Regions from separate parts of the Homo sapiens genome. Here region 1 is linked to region 2. Evidence: chromatin loops called from intact Hi-C (ENCODE). Cell type or tissue: natural killer cell. All regions are shown on one strand. Each heading gives the region's core, and the rest is flanking DNA. Links, peaks and the distances in the headings are about the cores only.

The links. A loop is a pair of places that touch in the nucleus more often than their neighbours do. Peaks named below come from ENCODE experiments on the same cell type or tissue, not always from the same donor. Only the 100,000 strongest peaks of a DNase experiment are listed, where the experiment ranks them.
Region 1: a loop joins it to region 2, with 1.9 times the contacts of the local background. A loop is called at or near these places in 3 of 110 quality-filtered maps.

Annotation. Positions count from the first base shown.
Region 1 is chr9:137,635,310-137,645,547 of GRCh38, forward strand. All of the region lies in intron 1 of EHMT1 (euchromatic histone lysine methyltransferase 1), which reads left to right. It also overlaps the pseudogene SETP5. Among named protein-coding and RNA genes, the nearest start is that of EHMT1, 21 kb to the left of the region's middle. In natural killer cell, for the core only: no CTCF peak of the experiment used is centred there; a DNase peak (open chromatin) is centred at 4,162; H3K4me3 peaks cover 896 bases; H3K27ac peaks cover 2,320 bases.
Region 2 is chr9:137,710,946-137,721,183 of GRCh38, forward strand. It overlaps EHMT1 (euchromatic histone lysine methyltransferase 1), which reads left to right. Exons shown (of 27, transcript NM_024757.5): 2 at 22-85; 3 at 5,681-6,237. Among named protein-coding and RNA genes, the nearest start is that of EHMT1, 97 kb to the left of the region's middle. RefSeq lists a silencer at 4,674-4,733. In natural killer cell, for the core only: no CTCF peak of the experiment used is centred there; DNase peaks (open chromatin) are centred at 5,105 and 5,688; H3K27ac peaks cover 1,309 bases.

The DNA.
Region 1 (10,238 bases), core at 706-8,705, 76 kb before region 2:
CATTCTCCTGCCTAAGCCTCTCGACTAGCTAGGATTACAGGCACCCATCGCCACGCCCAGCTAATTTTTTTTTTTTAATGTATTTTTGGTAGAGACGGAGTTTCACCATGTTGGACAGGCTGGTCTTGAACTTCTGACCTCGTGATTCGCCCTCCTTGGCCTCCCAAAGTGTTGGGATTACAGGCATGAACCACTGCGCTCGGCCTTCAGTTTTCTTTAACATTTTCAGAGCTGGGCGCGGTGGCTCACGCCTGTAATCCCAGCACTTTGGGAGGCCGAGGTGGGTGGATCACGAGGTCAGGAGATCGAGACCATCCTGGCTAACATGGTGAAACCCCGTCTCTACTAAAAATACAAAAAATTAGTGGGACGTGGTGGCGGGCGCCTGTAGTTCCAGCTACTCGGGAGGCTGAGGCAGGAGAATGGCATGAACCTGGGAGGCGGAGCTTGCAGTGAGCTGAGATGGTGCCACTGCTCTCCAGCCTGGGCGACAGAGCGAGACTGTCTCAAAAAACAAAACAAAACAAAAAACAATATTTTAATGTATAAGTTTTGTAGTTATTTCTTACAAGTATTTTATTCTTTTTGATGCTTTTATAAATAGAATTAAAAAAAATTTTTTTTTTTTGAGATGGGGAGTCTTGCTCTGTCGCCCAGGCTAGAGTGCAGTGGTACGATCTCGGTTCACTGCAACCTCCGCCTCCTGGGTTCAAGCAGTTCTCCTGCCTCAGCCTCCTGAGTAGTTGGGATTACAGGTGCATGCCACCACGCCTTGCTAATTTTTGTATTTTTAGTAGAGATGGGGTTTCACCATTTTGGCCAGGCTGATCTTGAACTCCTGACCTCAGGATCCACCCACCTCCAGCTCCCAGAGTGCTGGGATTATAGGCGTGAGCCACCATGCCCAGCCACATTTCATTTTTAGATTGCAATTGTATAGACATAAAATTGATTTTTATATATTGGATCTTGTATCCTGCAACTTTGCTGAATTTTTTTTGGTGTGGATTCCTTGGGATTTTCTATATATAGGATTATGTCATTTGGGAATAGAGTTGTAGTTCTTCCTTTTAAATCTGGACACTTTTTTGTCCTTCCCTAATTGCCCTGGCTAGTAAAATGTTGAATAGAAGTGGTGAAAGCTGACATTCCCATCTTCATTCCTGTTTTTAGAGGAAAGCTTTTAGTTTTTCACCATTAGGTATGATATTAGCTATGAGTTTTTCCATAGATGCCCTTTACTAGATTGAGGAATTCCCTTTTATTTCTAGCTTGTTGAGTGTTTTCATTATAAAGGGGTTTTGGATTTTGTCAAATGTTTGTCTCTATCTGTTGACATGATTATGTAGTTTTTTTCCTTTATTGATATGGTGTCTTACATAGATTTTCATATGCTCAACCAGCCCTGCGTTTCTGCCCTAAATCCATTTGGGTATGTTATCTAATCCTTTTTAAATCTTGTTGAGTTTGATTTGCTAGTATTTTGTTGGGGATTGTTGCATCTTTGTTCATAAGTGGTATTATGTTGGTCTGTAGGTACCTCTTTTTAAAAAAAATTTATTATTTTTTTTTGAGACAGTTTCACTCTTTTTTTTTTTTTTTTTTTGAGACAGAGTTTCGCTCTGTCGCCCAGGCTGGAGTGCAGTGGCGCGATGTCAGCTCACTGCAAGCTCTGCCTCCTGGGTTCACGCCATTCTCCCGCCTCAGCCTCCTGAGTGGCTGGGACTACAGGCACCTGCTACCACGCCTGGCTATTTTTTTGTATTTTTAGTAGAGATGGGATTTCACTGTGTTAGTCAGGATGGTCTCGATCTCCTGACCTCGTGATCTGCCCGTCTCCACCTCCCAAAGTGCTGGGATTACAGGCGTGAGCCACCGCACCAAGCCCAGAGTTTTACTGTTGTTGCCCAGGCTGGAGTGCAGTGGTGCAATCTTGGCTCACCACAGCCTCCGCCTCCTGGGTTCAAGTGAATCTCCTGCCTCAGCCTCCCGAGTAGCTGGGATTACAGGCATGCTCCACCATGCCAGGCTAATTTTGTATTTTTAGTAGAGATGGGATTTTGCCATGTTGGCCAGGCTCGTCTTGAACTCCTGACCTCAGGTGATCCGCCTGCCTTGGCCTCCCAAAATGCTGGGATTACAGGTGTGAGCCACTGCACCTGGCCTAAAAAAATTTTTTAATTTTATTTTAGATAGGTGGTCTTGCTCTGTGGCCCTGCTGGAGTGCAGTGGTGCCATCATGGCTCACTTCAGTCTTGAACTCCTGAGCTCAAGTGATCCTCCTACTTCAGCCTCCTGAGTAGCTGGGACTACAGGCAAGTGCCTGTCGTTTTCTGTGTGTTATCTTTGTGTATTTGGTGCAAAGGTAATACTGGCTTCGTAGAATGAGTTGGGAAGTGTATTTCCCTCTTCCGTTTTTGGGAAGAGTTTGTGAAGCACTGGTTATCACGCCTTTAAATGTTTGGTATAATTCACCTGCGAAGCCATCTGGATCTTGGCTTTTCTTTGTTGGAAGCTTTAAAAATTATTAATTTCCTTATTTGTTCTAGGTGTGTAGGTTTTCTGTTTATTCCTGAGTTATCTTTGTTGTTGTGGGTCTTTCTGAGAATTTGTTCATGGCATCCAGGTTATCTAGTTTCCGGTATGCAGTTGCTCGTATGTTCCCTGTGACCATTTTTATTTCTGTCAGGGCTTGTGTTCCCCTTTGACGCTAATAAATTTTGGTAAGTGGGGTCATTTTTCTCTTTTTCTTGGTCATTCTAGCTAAAGTTTTGTGAATTATGTTGAATTTTTCAGAGAAGCAACTTTTTTTTTTTTTTAAGATGGAGTCTCGCCCTTTTGCCCAGGCTGGAGTGCAGTGGTGCGATCTCGGCTCACTGCAAGCTCCGCCTCCTGGGTTCAAGCAATTCTCCTGCCTCTGCCTCCTGAATAGTTGGGAATATAGGCGTGCGCCACCATGCCCAGCTAATTTTTTGCATTTTTAGGAGACGGAGTTTCACCATGTTGGCTGTGCTGGTCTCGCGCTCCTGACCTCAGGTGATCCACCCACCTCAGCCTCCCAAGTAGCTGAGATTACAGGCACCCGCCACCACGCCCGGCTAATTTTTGTATTTTTAGTAGAGATGATGTCTCACCATGTTGGCCGAGGTGGTCTCAAACTCCTGACTTCAAATGATCCACCCGCCTTGGCCTCCCAAAGTGTTGGGATTGCAGGCATGAGCCACTGCACCCGGCCTAGTTTTTTACTAGTTTCTTAATGCTTTTAGCTATGTTATAGAATAAATTGCATTCCCCTAAAAAATATGTTGAAGTCCTAAACCCCATACTTCAGAATTTGACCTTATTTGGAAATAGGGTCATTGCAGATTAGTTAAGATGAAATCATAGTTGAGTAGGGTAGGCCTCTAATCCAGTATGACTTACGTGTCCTCATAAAAAAAAAAGGATGCCTTGTGAACACAGACATGCACAGAAGGAAGACAGCATGCGGACACACAGGGAGAAGTGGCGCATGACTGGGGTGATGCTTCCATAAGCCAAGGAGTGTCAGGGACGGCCAGCAGACCCCAGAGCCTGGCCGAGGCAGGGGATGGCACTCCAAAGCCATTACAGACCACAAGGCCTACTGACACCTTCATTGTGGACTTCCAGCCTTCAGAACTTCGAGACCATACATTTCTATTGTTACATGTGTCCTAGGAAAAAACAGGCTGCTTCCTATAAATGTTGATATGTTGTATTTTCATTTTTATTCAGTTCAGAATATTTTCTATTTTCCCTTGTGACTTTAGAAGTGTGTCATTTAATTTCTAAATATTTAGGTATTTCCTGGATTTCTTTGTTTTGTTGATTTCTAATGTAATTCCTGTATGGTCAGAATTATACTTTGTATAGTTTCAGTGTGTTTAATTTGTTAGATTAAAAAAAAAATCCCGTATTATATTCTGTCCTGGGGAATGTTTCATCAGTGCTTGAAAATAATGTGCATTATGAATTTATTAGGTGGAATGTTCCCTATATGTCAGATTGAATTGGTTGATAGTATTAAGTCTTCCTTATTCTTTCTCATTTTCTTTCTAGTTCTATTAGTTATTGAGAGTAGAGTATGAGATCTACAGTACTGTCGAATTTTACATTTTCACTTTCAGTTCTGTTGGTTTTTGCCTCGTGTTTTGAGACTATGTTATCTTGCGTGTGTTTATAGTTGTTACATCTGCCTGGGTGTTTTGACACTTCTCTCATTATGAAATGTCCCTCTTTGTCTCTATAAATGTTTTTGTTTTAAAGTCTATTTTGTCTGATGTCAGTATAGCCACTTCAGTTTTTTTATGGTTTATTTTTGCATACTATATCTTTTTCTGGCCTTTTAATCTCTTTGTATCTTCAATCGAAGGGATGTCTCTTACAGTCCTTTCCATCTGAGATCGGATCTTGTAGATTCAGCAGTTGAATCATATATATGTATTTTTCTTACCTGATAGAAGAGATTTTATTTTTAAAGTGTCACCTTAGACTGCAAGGATGTCTGTTGTACCTCCCCATTAATCAGCCAGAGGAGGAGCTGTGATATCAGAATGCCCACTCAACCCACCAGACATTTGAGACCCACCCTTTGCTGGCCTTCTGTAACCTTATTTATTTAGAGACGGAGTCTCGCTCTTGTTGCCCAGGCTGGAGTGCAATGGCGCGATCTTGGCTCACCGTAACCTCTGCCTCCCGGGTTCGAGTGATTGTCCTGCCTCTGCCTCCCGAGTAGCTAGGATTACAGGCATGTGCCACTGTGCCCGGCTAAGTTTTATATTTTTAGTAGAGATGGGGTTTCGCTGTGTTGGCCAGGCTGTTCTTGAACTCCTGAACTCAGGTGATCCGCCTGCCTCGGCCTCCCAAAGTGCTGGGATTACGGGTGTGAGCCACCGTGCCTGGCCTGTAACCTTATTTTTTAAAGCTTTTAATTTTAATTTTTGTTTTGTTTTATTTTTGTGTGTTTTAGAGACCTGGTCTTGCTGTTACCCTGGCTGGAGTGCAGTGGCGTGATCATAGCTCACTGCAGCCTTGACCCTGGGCTCAAGCAGTCCTCCCACCTTGGCTTCCTGATCAGCTGGGACCACTGGCATCTGCCACTATGTCCAGCTAATTTTTAAATTTTTTGTAAAGATGGGGTCTTCCTATGTTGCTCAGGCTGGTTTTGAACTCCTGGCCTCAAGTGATCCTCCCATCTTGGTCTCCCAAAGTGCTAGGATTACAGGTGTGCACCCCTGTGCCTGGTCTGAAATTTTCTTTTTTTAATCAAGAGCAAGTAGATACATGTTTTCTCTGAGCCCAATATGCAGAGAAGGAAAAAATGCTAGAATTCTCTGCATTATAGGGGCCTGGCGCCCTTTAGCTTCCAACAGTGCAAAGGGGGCAGAAAGTTGTTCTTTTTTCCATAGAACATGGTGATGTTGATTCCATACAAGTTTGTTGAGATAGGAAGGGATAAAAATGAGTTTGAAACAGAAAGAGGTAGAGATTCTTTTCACATTTTATTCTCCTCAAGGTATTTCCCCCCCAGATAAGTTGAGATCCACGGTGTAGACAAAAGAGACCTCAAGAACTGGGTGAGCACAAGAGGGAAAAAGCAAGACTGCACCTTGCTCCCGGGAACTGGAGACAGCTTTAAAAAAGGAAGGTTCTAATCCATGTGTGTTCTATTAGTTATCTTCTCCTTATCCCGTTCCTCATCAGTGTCTTCCAGTTCCTCCTCCTCATCATCTTCGTCTTCTCCTTCTTTATCATCCATATTGGGAACCAAGGAGCACTGTGATGAATTTGGCCAAGTATGGTCTTTGCTGACCTCTCCTAACTCATCTGCACCTGCGTCAGAATGGCCAGTAAACCAGGTGAAGAACCTGTCTGGTTCCTCAGGATGCCTCTTCCTACTGGCTTTATTCTGCATTTGACTTGAAGAGTTTCCTTTCCAGATTTCCATTTGATTTCCGTGGACTTTGAAGATGGATCATGACTCTCATTCAGATGAAATTCTTTGAGAGAGCTTTATTTTTGAAGTAAGGATTTTCGTCAAAATAAAAACCTATTCTGTAACCTGATTTAATATCTTCAAATTCTGTCACTTCAGCACTGGTCAAACAATGCAGTGCCTCTTCATCCTCCTCCCAAGCAGTGCAGACGCTTGTGGATGGCTGACAAATGTTATTACCCAGAAATTGGGGATTTTGGGAATCAATTCTCATCTGCCCTGAAGAACGTGGTTGGCCGAATTTGTCTATGTTCGCTCTCCCAGTCCGCTTGCCGCTCACTTGCTAAGCCTGTTTCTGAAGCCTGTTTTGTGCTGTGCTTCCTCGTGGGCTTGGTTGCCGCTTGTTCTGTTCCTCTCTTCCTCTGGCCTCTGTCAGGGGCTGGCGCCATGTCTTCCTTTCAGGCAGGGGCAGAGACGGGTGTTTGGGGGTCATTCCGGGAGGAGAGTCTGGACCCAAGGGCCTCCTTGCTCATCAGGAAGAAGCTCATAGGACTAAGATCACATTTTTTTTTTTTTTGACATGGAGTCTCGCTCTGTCACCCAGGCTGGAGTACAGTGGCATGACCTTGGCTCATGGCAACCTCTGCCCCCATGCCCTCCAACTCCATGGTTCAAGCTGTTCTCCTGCCTCAGCCTCCTGAGTAGCTGGGACTACAGGCACCCACCACCATGCCTGGCTAATTTTTGTATTTTTAGTAGAGACGGAGTTTCGTCAAGTTGGCCAAGCTGGTCCTGAACTCCTGACCTCAGGTGATCCACCCGCCTCGGCCTCCCAAAGTGCTGGGATTACAGGTGTGAGCCACTGCGCCCGGCCCCAAATTTTTTAATCTATTCCCCCAGTCTCTACTTTTCATGTGGGACAGGTAATGCGTTTCATCTAATGTAATTACTGAAAGGTAGGGTTTATACTTGTCGATTTTGTATTTGCTTTCTGCGTCTTCTGTCTTTTTTGTTACTTTCTGCCTCAGTTAGTTTTTGTTCTTCATGGAGATGGAGTTTCACTATGTTGCCCAGGCTGGAGCGCAGTGAGTATTCATAGGCATGATCATAGTGCACCGTGGCCTTGAACTCCCGGGCTCACAGGATCCTCCCACCTCAGCCTCCTGAGTAGCTGGGACTGCAGGCGTACCACAACGCCTGACTCATTGCTTTCTTCTTTTGTGTTAGATATTTTCTAGTGTATACCATTTTAATTCCCTTGCTGTTTATTTGACTGTATTTTTTATTTGTTTTCTTGGTTGTCCTGGGGATTACAATTTAGTATATTAATTTTTGATAATGTAGTTTGTATTAATACTATATTACAATACTATATGAAATATTTATTTGGGCATAGCTTAATTTCTTTTGCCCTTCTTGTACTGTTATTGTCATACAAATTACATTACACTGTGTGCCCATCTACGCAGATTTATAGTTGCTGCTTTACGCAATTGTCTTTCAAATCATATAGGAGAAAAAACAAATTATAAATTAACAAATACATTTATACTGTCTTATGTAGCTGCTTTTATACTTTACCTGTGTAGCTGCTTTTACTGGCGCTCTTGATTGCATTCCCCTCCCCTCCCCTCTTGACAGGGTCTCGCTCTGTCACCCAGGTGGGAGTACAGTGGCACAATCATAGCACTGCAGCCTTGACCTCCTGGGCTAAAGAGATCCTCCTGCCTCAGCCTCCCGAGTAGTTGGGACTATGGGTGCGTGCCACTATTCCCTGCTGATTTTTAATTTTTTTTTTGTAGAGATGGGGTCTCACTGTGTTGCCCAGGCTGGTCTCCAACTCCTGGTCTTAGAAGATCCCTCCTACTTGAGTCTTCCAAGGTGTTGCGGTTGCAGGCATGAGCCACCGTGCCTGGCCTTGGTGCTCTCTATTCATGTGGGCTTGAGTTACTGTCTAGTGTCCTTTCATTTATCCTGAAGGACTCTTAGGTCTTTCAGTGATGAACTCTCTACTTTTGTTTATCTTGGAATGTTTTATTTTTCCTTTATGAAGGTAGTTTTGTGTATAAAGGTTTTTTTTTTTTTTTTTTTTTTAGACAGAGTCTCACCCTCTCGCCCAGGCTGGAGTGCAGTGGTGCCATCTCGGCTCACTGCAAGCTCTGCCTCCCAGGTTCACGCCATCCTCCTGCCTCAGCCTTCCGAGTAGCTGGGACTACAGGACTACAGGCACCTGCCATCACGCCTGGCTAATTTTTTGTATTTTTAGTAGAGACGGGGTTTCACCGTGTTAGCCAAGATGGTCTGGATCTCCTGACCTCGTGATCTGCCCACCTTGGCCTCCCAAAGTGCTGGGATTACAGGCGTGAGCCACCGCGCCCGGCCGTATAAAGGTTTTTTAGTACTCTGAGGGTATTGTCTGGCTGCACTCCATGGTTTCTGATGAGGAACCATTGCTCATCTCTCAGGACCCTCGTTCATGACACGTTGCTCCTCTGTCGCTGCTTTTGAGAGTCTCTGTCTGTGGTTTCAGCCTGATGGTGATGTGTGTAGGTGTGGAACTCTTTGCGTTTTTCTCATTTGGATTTGTTGAGCTTCTTAATTTTTTTGACTTGACTGCTGCCTTCCAGGGATTTGGGAACTTTGTGATGAGTACTTCATCTGCAGCATGCGTTGTCTTCTCACCCCTGTCTGACGTGTCATTGCGTGGTAAACAGAGCTTTGCCATACAATTGCAGTTGCAGTGTGGATTAAAGGGACAGCACTTGAGGGCCGCTCCTCCCTTCTTGTTTTGACGATGGGTGTGAGCTGTCTTGGTAAGTGGCAGTAGCAGTACGGTGACCAGGTGGCACTCGGCACGGCTGATCCCGCCGTGCATTGCGGAGCAGCACTATGGCCCACCAAGAGGCCCATACGTGGTCTCTGGGAAGCTGCTCAGCTTTCTTATGGCAGGAAAGCAGCCACGGGCAATACGTAAACAAGTGGGGGTGGTTGTGTGCTGGTAAAACTGGAAGTGTTTGGAAACTGGAATTTGAGTTTCATATCACTCTTGAAACAGTCACATACTTTTTTTTTTTTTTGAGATGGAGTCTCATTTGGTTGCCCAGGCTGGAGTGCAGTGGCGTAATTTTGGCTCACTGCAACCTCTGCCTCCCGGGTTCAAGCAATTCTCCTTCCTCAGCCTCCCGAGCAGCTGGGAGGATTACAGGCACATGCCACCACGCCCAGCTAATTTTTGTATTTTTAATAGAGACGGGGTTTCGCCATATTGGCCAGGCTGGTCTTGAACTCCTGACCTCGTGATCCACCCGCCTCGGCCTCCCAAAGTGCTGGGATTACAGGCGTGAGCCACCGGGCCCGGCCAAAAACATTCACATACTTTTTATGAGTTATGTATCTAAAAGTCTAAAAATCATGCTTAGCTTTCAGTTTGTACAGAAACAGGTGGCAGTCTGTAGTTTGCTGGCCCCTGATTGAGATCTAGTCATTGTTTCCAAAGCACCTTGTCTTTTGATGTAACATTTATTTTGTGTTTTAATTATTGGTCTTTTGGTTGTCTCAATTGCTAGATTGTAAACTCTTTGAGGTTAGGGCTCTATTTATTTATTTATTTATTATTATTTTTTTTAAGAGACAGTCTCCCTCTGTTGCCCAGGCTGGAGTGCAGTGGTGCGATCTCAGCTCACTGCAGTCTCCACCTCCCAGGTTCAAGTGATCCTCCTGCCTCAGCCTCCCAAGAAGCTGGGATTACAGGTGTGTGTCACCACGCCCGGCTAATTTTTGTATTTTTAGTAGAGACGGGGTTTCGCCATGTTGGCCAGGCTGCTCTCGAGCTCCTGGCCTCAAATGATCCGCCTGCCTCGGCCTCCCGAAGTGCTGGGATTACAGGCGTGAGCCGCCACGGCCTGCTTATTTAGCTGTATTAGTTCCCCAACCCACTGAATGTTGCCTGGCACACTTCAGGGCCTTGATAGATTGTTGTGTAACCTGATACAAAAGGAGAAAGGGCCGGAATTGGCTTGCGCCTTTATTGATTTACATATGTTTTTGTGGCCCAGGGTGAATATTTTTGGAATTAACTGACTTCTCAGTGTAGACAGGAACCATTTATCCATTCATGTGTTCCTTAATTTGTTGATTTTTGTAACAAGTACTTACTGCCTTCGTGTGCCAGCTTCTGCACTGGGAGCCACATGAGAATGCACATGGCGTCTGCCTTGTACTTACAGAAGCCCTTGTGTCCTAGTTTTGAGAAAGACAAACAATTACACACTTTGGTAATTGC
Region 2 (10,238 bases), core at 773-8,772:
GCTGTTGTTTCTCTCTAACAGGCAGTTCCGGCGAGGGGGGAGCCTCAGCAGGATTGCTGTGTGAAAACCGAGCTGCTGGGAGAAGGTGAGGGCGGTGTGCACCGAGGGACAGGAGCAGCGCCTCCCTCCAGACTAGAAAACCTGCTGCTCTTCCTCTCTTATTAGTCCCCGTCTTCTGACTTTCTTTGCTTCACCTAGGTTTATGGTATAGTTTCTAATCTATCCCATTCCTAAATAGCACAGTTGCACAGACAAACACAAAAGCTCTGCCAGAGAAGGAACACATTTGTCAAAGTATGAAAAGCAAAAATCCTGTATATCCTTGTCTTAAAGTACACCCAGAAAATTAAAAGTGAGTGGCCACACAAATGTTTATAGCAGCATTGTCACGTCGCCGAAAACCGGAGACACTCCGGTGTCCTCAGTTGATAAGGAACTGGATAAACAGATCGTGGTACATCCACACAGTGGGACAGCGGTCAGCAGCCCAGAAGAGCACACAGCATGACTGACGCCGCGCCATGGATGAAGCTTTTGTACGGTTTGTTAAGTGAAGGAGGCCAGACCCAAAGGGCCACAAGCTGCATGACTCCAATTTTATGGCAGACACTTGGAGAACAGCAGTGGTTACCAGGAGGTGGAGGGAGTGGTGTGGAAGCAAGTGTCTGCAGAGAGGCAGGGTGAGGGGAGTTGGGGCGAGGGGAGTCGGCGGGGCTGCACCCCTCTGTAAGGCGTGGCGCACACATAGGGTTCGGATGTTCTTGGAGAGCCTGCACCACCAAGAGCGCCCCCAGGAAATGAGGGCAGGTGGCGCCAGACGAGCTGTGCTGTGCTCCACAGTGAAGGGAGAGTGGTGTTCTGGCTGGACCCATAAGGGTGGCGGCCGTGGGAGCAGCTCAGACACTGGACTTGCCTAAGGCTCTCCCAGCTGGAGCCTGCTCCTCTCCAGACAGCGCGCAAGGCCTGGCTCCTCATGGACTGTGGGCTGTGGCCCCTGCCGTGTTCTCCTTTCACCCTAGATGGCCTCGCTGTGCCTGTGGGTTCTCGTCCACCCACTGGCTGTGCACTGTGGTGACCGCTGCCCGCCTCTGCCGCTACCCCTAGCCGGCCCTCCAGGGTTGCCCCCACCTCCTGCGCCATCCACCTCCTGCAGCCTGACTGGGTGTTTTCTTCCTGTACTTTGGCCCCTTCCTGTTGCCGTCCTTTCTGTGTCTTTGAACTGTTTCTTCTGTTGGCTCCAGTGCCCTCCGGCTCTTCCCCCTTCTCTCCCTGGTCACCCCTCCTTTGACCTTCCTAGTGGAACTTGTTTCCTACGTGACACCAGATGCCACAAGCCCCAGGTTATTCCATTACGCTTTAGGCTTTGCCTGTGCCCTGTTCCCTTACACACTGCCGCTGAGCCACGGCCTCTCCACCCTGGGGGAACTGCTGGACCCCCACGGTGGCTGCCCCATCTTGCTTTCCCTGCAGCAGTTGCAGAGGGCTCCAGGTTCTCCACGTCCTCGCCACCATTTCTTAGTGTCTGTGGCTGTCCTGGCGGGTGGGAAGTGGCATCTCATTGTGGTTTTGGTTTGCATTTTCCTGACGGCCAGTGATGTTGAGCATCATTTCGTGTGCTTACTGGCCATCTTTAGAGCTTCTTTGGAGAAATATCTCTTCTCCTGTGATTTCAAATTGGATTGATTTTTATTGTTGAGTTTTCAGTGTTCTTTATATAAGCAGAAGTCCCTTATCAGCCATGGGATTTGCAAATATTTTCTTCCGGTCTGTGGCTTGTCTTTCCCCTTTCTTGATGGTGTCCTTTGAAGTATAAATGTTTTCAATTTTGATGAAGTCCGACTTACCTGTTTTTTTCCTCCTTTTAGTTGCTGGTGCTTTTGGTCTAAAACCTAAGAACTTACCATTACTTAATAGAAGGTCACAAACATTTACATTTATTTTTTCTTGGAGTTTTATAGTTTTATCTCTTTTATTTAGGTTTTCGATCAATTTTGAGTTAATTTTTGTATATGGTTTGAAGTAGGGGTCCCAGTTTATTATTTTGCAAGTTGATAATCAGTTGTCCCAGCAACATTTATGAAAAAGACCTTTCTTCCCTCATTGAATTGTTCTTGCACCCTCGTTGAAAATCAGTTGGCTTTAAATGTGAGGGTTTATTGTAAGATTTTCTTTTCTTTAGACAGGGTCTCCCTCTGTAATCCAGGCTGGAGTGTGATCATGGCTTACTCTAGCCTCCATCTCCCTGGGCTCAGGCAATCCTACCACCTCAGCCTCCCAAGTAGCTGGGACCACAGGTGTGAGCCACCACACCATGCTAATTTTTTTTTTTTTTTTTTTTTTTTGAGATGGAGTCTTGCTCTGTCACCCGGGCTGGAGTGCAGTGGCACGATCTCGGCTCACTGCAAGCTCCGCTTCCCGGGTTCACGCCATTCTTCTGCCTCAGCCTCACGAGTAGCTGGGAATACAGGCACCTGCCACCATGCCCGGCTAATTTTTTTTGTATTTTTAGTAGAGACGGGGTTTCACCATCTTAGCCAGGATGGTCTCCATCTCCTGACCTCATGATCCACCCGCCTTGGCCTCCCAAAGTGCTGGGATTACAGGCGTGAACCACTGTGCCTGGCCCCTAAGTATTATATTTTTTGATGCTATTTTAAATAGAATTGTTTTAAAAATTCTTTTTCATTTTGATCATTGATACTGTATAGAAATACAAGTGATTGGCTGGGCACACTGGCTCATGCCTGTAATCCCAGCACTTTGGGAGGCCAAGGTGGGCAGATCACTTGAGGTCAGGAGTTCAAGAGCAGCCTGGCCAACGTGGTGAAACCCCATCTCTACTAAAAATACAAAAATTAGCGGGATGTGGTGGCTCGCACCTATAATCCCAGCTACTCATGAGGCTGAGGCAGGAGAATCACTTGAACCCGGGAGGCAGAGCTTGCAGTGGGCAGAGATCATGCCATTGCACTCCAGCCTGGGTGACACAGCGAGACTCCATCTCAAAAAATAAAAAAAGTTAAAAAAAATTGATTTTTGCATATTTATCTTATATCCTATAACCTTGCTAAACTCGTTTATTAGTTCTAATGATTTAAACTTCCTTGGGAATTTCTGCATAAAAGCTTGTGTCATCTTTAGGGCTCATTTGGTTTCTTCCATTCCAATCTGCATTCTTTTTATTTCTGTTTCTTCCTTATGGCCCTACTTCGAATCTCTAGTACAGGGTTGAATAGAAGTGGCAAGACTGGACATCCTTGTCTGGTTTCTGATCTTAGGGAGAGAGCTTCCCGGGTTTCACCTTTAAGTGTGATGTTAGCTGTAGTTTTTCATAGATGCCCTATGTTAGATTGAGGAAGTTTTCTTTTCTTAGCAAACCATTTGCTAAGTGTTTTGACCATGAAGGGGTGTTCATTTTTTCCTGTCTAATGAGATGCTTGTGTGGTTTTGTCCTTTATTTTGTTCTATTGATATTTGGCATATTAATTCATTTTTAGCTATTAAGCCAACCTTGCATTTCTGGGGTTAAATTCCACTTGTTCATGGTTTAATCCTCCTCACCAATTTTGTTTTGTTGTTGGGGGGTGCGGAGCTGGATTCAGTTTGCTCATTTTTTTTTTTTTTTTTTTTTTTAATGAGACCTGTCACCCAGGCTGGAGTGCAGTGGTGCAATCATAGCTCACTGAAGCCTTGACCTCCTGGGCTCAAGCGACCCTCCTGCCACAGCCTCCTGAGTATCTGGGACTACAAGTGTGCACCTCCATGCCCGGCTAATTTTTTAATTTTTGGTACAGAGTCTCACTATGTTGCCCAGGTGGGTCGTGAACTCCTGGGTTCAAGCGATCATGCCTCCTTGGCCTCCCAAAGTGCTGGGATTACAGGCATGAGCCACCACACCCAGCTTATAGATTCAATTTGAGGGGACTTGACAGCTTTGTAATGTCATCCATTTAGGAGCATGAAATGCCTTCTATTTAACTTTTTTTTCAACACATTGGCTTTGAGTAATCTTGGCAAATTTCCTAATACCCTTTGTAGTTTTCCCTACTTCTGTGAATGATACTTTTTTTTCTTACATTTTCTAGGTAATGTTGATATAAATAAATGTCTTTGATTTTGTAACATGATTTCAAATTCAGCAGTCTGGTTGTACTCTTGTGTTTTAGTTGCTAATTGAGTCTGTTTTTAAGTAAATGATTGTGTCAGATGCAGGTGGGAACAGTTTGACCCTCACATTGTTCTTTCCCTTTGGTGTCACCTGCACTGCCTTTTTATGTCAGACACTGGTAGTGTTAATAGATCTTATATGCAATTAATTTAGCATTTACATATACATCTGCTGCAGGATTTGGTATGAGGAAGTTTCCACTTACTCTGTTTTGTTAAGGGTTTTTAAAACATAGTTGTTTATTCAGAACACACACATTAGATGCCAGGCCTCGTTCATGTGCTCAGGGTACACTGGTAAACAGACAGGGCATTTGCGCTCATAGGACTTAACGTCCTCGGGTGGAAGGACAGACGGCCAGCATGACAGATGATCAGGTCTGTTGTGCTCGAGGTGATAAGCACCAGGAAGAACAGAGCCAGGAAGGAGGGCACTGGGCGGTGGCATCTCAGGCTTGACTGAGCTCCGTGTGCACCTAGCGATGCCATCGCAGGCTTCCTGCCTCAGCCTGTCCTGAGCTGAGTGTGTGTGTCAATCTCGTGATGTAAAATAGTGTCTCCTTGACTGCCCTGGATATGATTTCCTGGGGTTGTCATCGGAGAGTGAGCCTCTGTAGGGAGTGGAGAGCAGACCACGGATGTGCTCCAAGTATAAGCCCTTTTTCTGACCCATTTTCTCTGTTAGTTATTGTGAAGCCTCTTCTGAAGCCTTGTTTTCTATCTCCAAATAACACTCCATGTTTTATTATAGCAGTGATTCCCCAAACTTAACCAACTAACGTTCAACGTTAATGCTTAAGAAATGTTTATGTTTAATATGTTTGAACTGAAATGCTGGTTTGCTATGAAACAAAATAATTTTCTGTAGACAGTTTTATATAAGCCAGCCAAAGAAATTGTGTTGGTGGTGGTGTCATAGGGGGAGGAAATTGTGTTGGTGTCATGGTGGGGGGAGGAAATTGTGGTGTCGTGGTGGGGGAGGAAGTTGTGGTGGTGTCATGGTGGGGGAGGAAGTTGTGTTGGTGTCATGGTGGGGGAGGAAGTTGTGGTGGTGTCATGGTGGGGGAGGAAGTTGTGGTGGTGTCATGGTGGGGGAGGAAGTTGTGTTGGTGTCATGGTGGGGGAGGAAGTTGTGGTGGTGTCATGGTGGGGGAGGAAGTTGTGGTGGTGTCATGGTGGGGGAGGAAGTTGTGGTGGTGTCATGGTGGGGGAGGAAGTTGTGGTGGTGTCATGGTGGGGGAGGAAGTTGTGGTGTCATGGTGGGGGAGGAAGTTGTGTTGGTGTCATGGTGGGGGAGGAAGTTGTGTTGGTGTCATGGTGGGGGAGGAAGTTGTGTTGGTGTCATGGTGGGGGAGGAAGTTGTGTTGGTGTCATGGTGGGGGAGGAAGTTGTGGTGGTGTCATGGTGGGGGAGGAAGTTGTGGTGGTGTCATGGTGGGGGAGGAAGTGGTGGTGGTGGTGGTGCCATGGAGAGCGTGGCCTGCAGTCAGTGACACTCGTTTCTTTGTTGGCAGAGACACCTATGGCTGCCGATGAAGGCTCAGCAGAGAAACAGGCAGGAGAGGCCCACATGGCTGCGGACGGTGAGACCAATGGGTCTTGTGAAAACAGCGATGCCAGCAGTCATGCAAATGCTGCAAAGCACACTCAGGACAGCGCAAGGGTCAACCCCCAGGATGGCACCAACACACTAACTCGGATAGCGGAAAATGGGGTTTCAGAAAGAGACTCAGAAGCGGCGAAGCAAAACCACGTCACTGCCGACGACTTTGTGCAGACTTCTGTCATCGGCAGCAACGGATACATCTTAAATAAGCCGGCCCTACAGGCACAGCCCTTGAGGACTACCAGCACTCTGGCCTCTTCGCTGCCTGGCCATGCTGCAAAAACCCTTCCTGGAGGGGCTGGCAAAGGCAGGACTCCAAGCGCTTTTCCCCAGACGCCAGCCGCCCCACCAGCCACCCTTGGGGAGGGGAGTGCTGACACAGAGGACAGGAAGCTCCCGGCCCCTGGCGCCGACGTCAAGGTCCACAGGGCACGCAAGACCATGCCGAAGTCCGTCGTGGGCCTGGTAATTTTGTGTCTTCTCTTGCTGTTTCCTTTTTCCCATCTCTTTTGTTTTAATAACGGCAAATGGACTTTGGTGCATTGAGGAGAAGCCAGTAAGTGTCAGTGGTTATCCGACAGGGCCTATGAGGAGCTAGGAGAAGGCCGGGAGCAGTGGCTTACAGCTGTTATCGCAGCACTTTGGGAGGCTGAGGCGGGTGGATTGCTTGAGCCTAGGAGTTTGAGACCAGCCTGGGCAGCGTGGCGAAACTCAAATGCAAAATTTTGTAAAAAATGCAAAAATTAACTGGGCATAGTGGTGCGTACCTGTAGTCCCAGCTACTCAGGAGTGTGAGGTGGGAGGATTGCTTGAGCCTGGTGGAGACTGCAGTGAGCCCGGATCACCTCACTGCACTCCAGCTTGGGCACCAGAGTGAGACCCTGTCTCAAAAAAAAAAAAAAAAAAAAAGAGATGCTGCTAATGCCTTGTGCGTGAGTGACAAAGCGGAGTGATGCCAGGTGACGCCTCGCTTCCTTCTTGTGCTTTCTCTTCTCACAGGATTCTGTTGCTCTCTGTAGAAACGTGTCAGATCCTTTCAAGGAGGCCACGGCCTCTTCTGCTTTGGACATTGGGGCTTTCACTCCAGCTAGGGAAGACTCAGCCCTGACCCTGTTTCATTGAGAAGTGAATAGAAATGAACTTGGTTAGGGCCAGAATGTCACAGAAGTGAGGGGCAAAGGGCCACCTGGAGACATGCCGAGGTCTCCCTCCCAACCCTGAGCTGCTGGGCTCAGCCGTACCTTGAGAGCAGAATGAGTCTTGAATCCTGAGCGCTTCACACACAGGGCGCGCCCACCCCTCGCATGCACCATGATTTTCACACGCAGGGTGCGCCCACCCCTCACGCACTGTGATGATTTTCACACACAGGGCGCGCCCGCCCCTCACGCACCGTGATGATTTTCACACACAGGGCGCGCCTGCCCCTCACACGCACCGTGCTGATTTTCACACACAGGGCGCGCCCGCCCCTCACGCGCACCGTGCTGATTTTCACACACAGGGCACGCGTGCTTCTCACACATGCTGTGCTGGACTGATCACCAGATCTTACGTGGTGCATACACGATACAGGTTTTCAAAGTGTTCATGGTGCTTTTAGTGTGCTCTCTCAGTTTGATGTGAATTTGGGTGTAAGTTCTAGGTTTGTGATCACATTCCCGTGGAATTTTCTCTCTCTGACATTGCTGGTGAACATTCTGACAGCACTTTCTTGTCATTTGTTTGTAGATCGTTTGCTCTTTCCCCTCAGCCACTGTTTAGGGCTTCACAGCCCTGTCAATTGGAGGATTTGTGTCTTCAGCTCCAGAAGGATGCTCTGTATGAGTTTTCTTCTGTTTTCTTCCCATGGAGCTCCTCTTAAATGGCCGGCTCTTCTGTCCTCCTGGGCAGTTCTCTGTCTGTTTCCAGCTTCCTTACTGGTTCCTCAGCCCTTCCCCTTCTTGCTGTTCATCCCATATATTGATATATTTTATTCTGACATAAATTTTTTTCATGCCCAGTATCTCTGATTAGTTCTCTCTCTTTTTCTTTTTCTTTTTCTTTTTTTTTTTTTGAGACGGAGTCTTGCTCTGTCACCCAGGTTAGAGTGAAATGGCGCGATCTCAGCTCACTATAACCCCCGCCTCCCAGGTTTAAGTGATTCTCATGCTTCAGCCTCCCAAGTAGCTGGGACTACAGGCGCCTACCACCACACCTGGCTAATTTTTGTATTTTTAGTAGAGATGAGGTTTCACCATGTTGGCCAGGCTGTTCTTGAACTGACCTCAGGTGATCCATGCGCCTCGGCCTCCCAGAGTGCTGGGATTACAGGTGTGAGCCACCGCGCCCGGCCTGATTAGTTCTTTTAATTTAAAAAATACTGAATTCTATCTTGCGTTATCTTTCAAAAGACGGTGATTATAATTCTTCTATAATCTCTGTTGTAAATTCTGATTCCTCAAGTGGGGGTTCTCTTGGACTTGACACCTCCTGTTTGTGACTTTTTTTTCCTCTCAGATTTAGCTTTTTCCCCCACCAGGGTGTCTCCATCTTTGTTTCTGTCATAGTGTCTCAGCCTGACTATGAGTGCTGTGTGCGTTTTCTGTGGCCTGTCTGCAGTGACCACAGTGGGTGGTGGGCACACTGTGGGGCTGGACTGCTGGCTCCTCAGGGGGTGGTGGGTGCGTTGTGGGCCGGACTGCTGGCTCCTCAGGGGCCCACAGCTGCTGGGTGTTGCGTCCTCTCCTAGGACAGATAAGGCGGGCACCTCGTGGTGCGGACAACTGCCCTAGCCCTGGGGCTTCTCCACTCCCAGGCTGGCCGGCCTGACCCGACCTCAACCTTTTGCAGTATTCTTCTGTACATGGCAAAGCTTTAGAAAATCTTAAAAATAATTACAGTGTCACAGGAAACTGCAAAAAAACCTTTCACCAAGCTTCCTTCAGTGGTGATGTCTTTGATAACTAGAGGACAATGTCAGACCCAGGATGCTGACATTGGTAAAGTCCGTGGGGCTTACTCAGTTTCACCATCACCTGTGTGCACGTGCATCACGTGCAGGGTGTTCTGTGCAGTTTACCGTGTGTGGATGTGTGGAAACACCACTACAGTCGAGATGCCGAACCCCCTCCACACCAGGACACATGAGGTGCCGAACCCCCTCCACACCAGGACACAGTCGAGGTGCCGAACCCCCTCCACACCAGGACACAGTCGAGGTGCCGAACCCCCTCCACACCAGGACACAGTCGAGGTGCCGAACCCCCTCCACACCAGGACACAGTCGAGGTGCCGAACCCCCTCCACACCAGGACACAGTCGAGGTGCCGAACCTCCTCCACACCAGGGCACAGTCGAGGTGCCGAACCCCCTCCACACCAGGGCACAGTCGAGGTGCCGAACCCCCTCCACACCAGGGCACAGTCGAGGTGCCGAACCCCCTCCACACCAGGACACAGTCGAGGTGCCGAACCCCCTTCACACCAGGGCACAGTCGAGATATGGAACCCCCCACACCAGGGTCCCTGACGTCACCCTGTGTAGCCACCAACCAGACCTGAACCTGTGCCAGCCTCTCATCTGCAGATTCCATTTTTATAATTTTGTCATTTCTTTTTTTTTTAAGACAGGATCTCACTCTGTCACCCAGGCTGGACTGCAGTGGCCTGATCACAGCTCTTTGCAACCTCTGCCTCCCAGGCTGAAGTCATCCTCCTGCCTCTGCCTCCTGAGTAGCTGGGTTTACAGATGTGCACCACCCTGCCCGGCTGATTTTTATATTTTTGTAGACAAGGGATATTGTCTTGTTGGCCAGGCTGGTCTTGAATTCCTGAGCTCAAGTGATCTGCCCTCCTCGGCATCCCAAAGTGCTGGGATTATGGGCATGATCCAACGTGCCCGGCCTATTTCTGATTTTATATAAATGGAATTATAATGTATGTAACCTTTTGAGAGTAGCTTTTGTCACTCAGCATAGTTCTCTTAAGATCATCCAAGTTACGTCATTAGCCCGTCCCGTTCTCTGCTGAGGCCTTGGTGTTCTGTGGGGTGTGGACAGCCTTGTACGTCGGCACTCACCCGCTGAAGGACACTGGGCATTTTTACTTTAGAGCTGCTCGGGGCATTTACGTACACGTTTTGGATGTAAGATTTACTTCTGTGGGTCAAACACACAGGAGCATAATCACTGGGTTCTATGGCCTTCGGGTGTTTCATTGAACGAGGAAATTGCTGAACCACACTCCAGAGTGGCTGCAGCCTTTCACACGCCCACCGGCGATGTTGCAGTGGCCGCCTTTCTCCCCTCCTCGCCGGCGTCCTCGCCAGCGTTAGCTCTTACCCACTTTTTATTTAGCGCTTCTGTTGGGTGCGCTGGTGTTTCCTCGAGGCTTCAGCGTGCGTATCCCTGTGACTGCTGATGGGGAGCATCCTCTCCCAGACTTCTCACACTCACCCCTCCCAGACTTCTCACACTCACCCCCTCC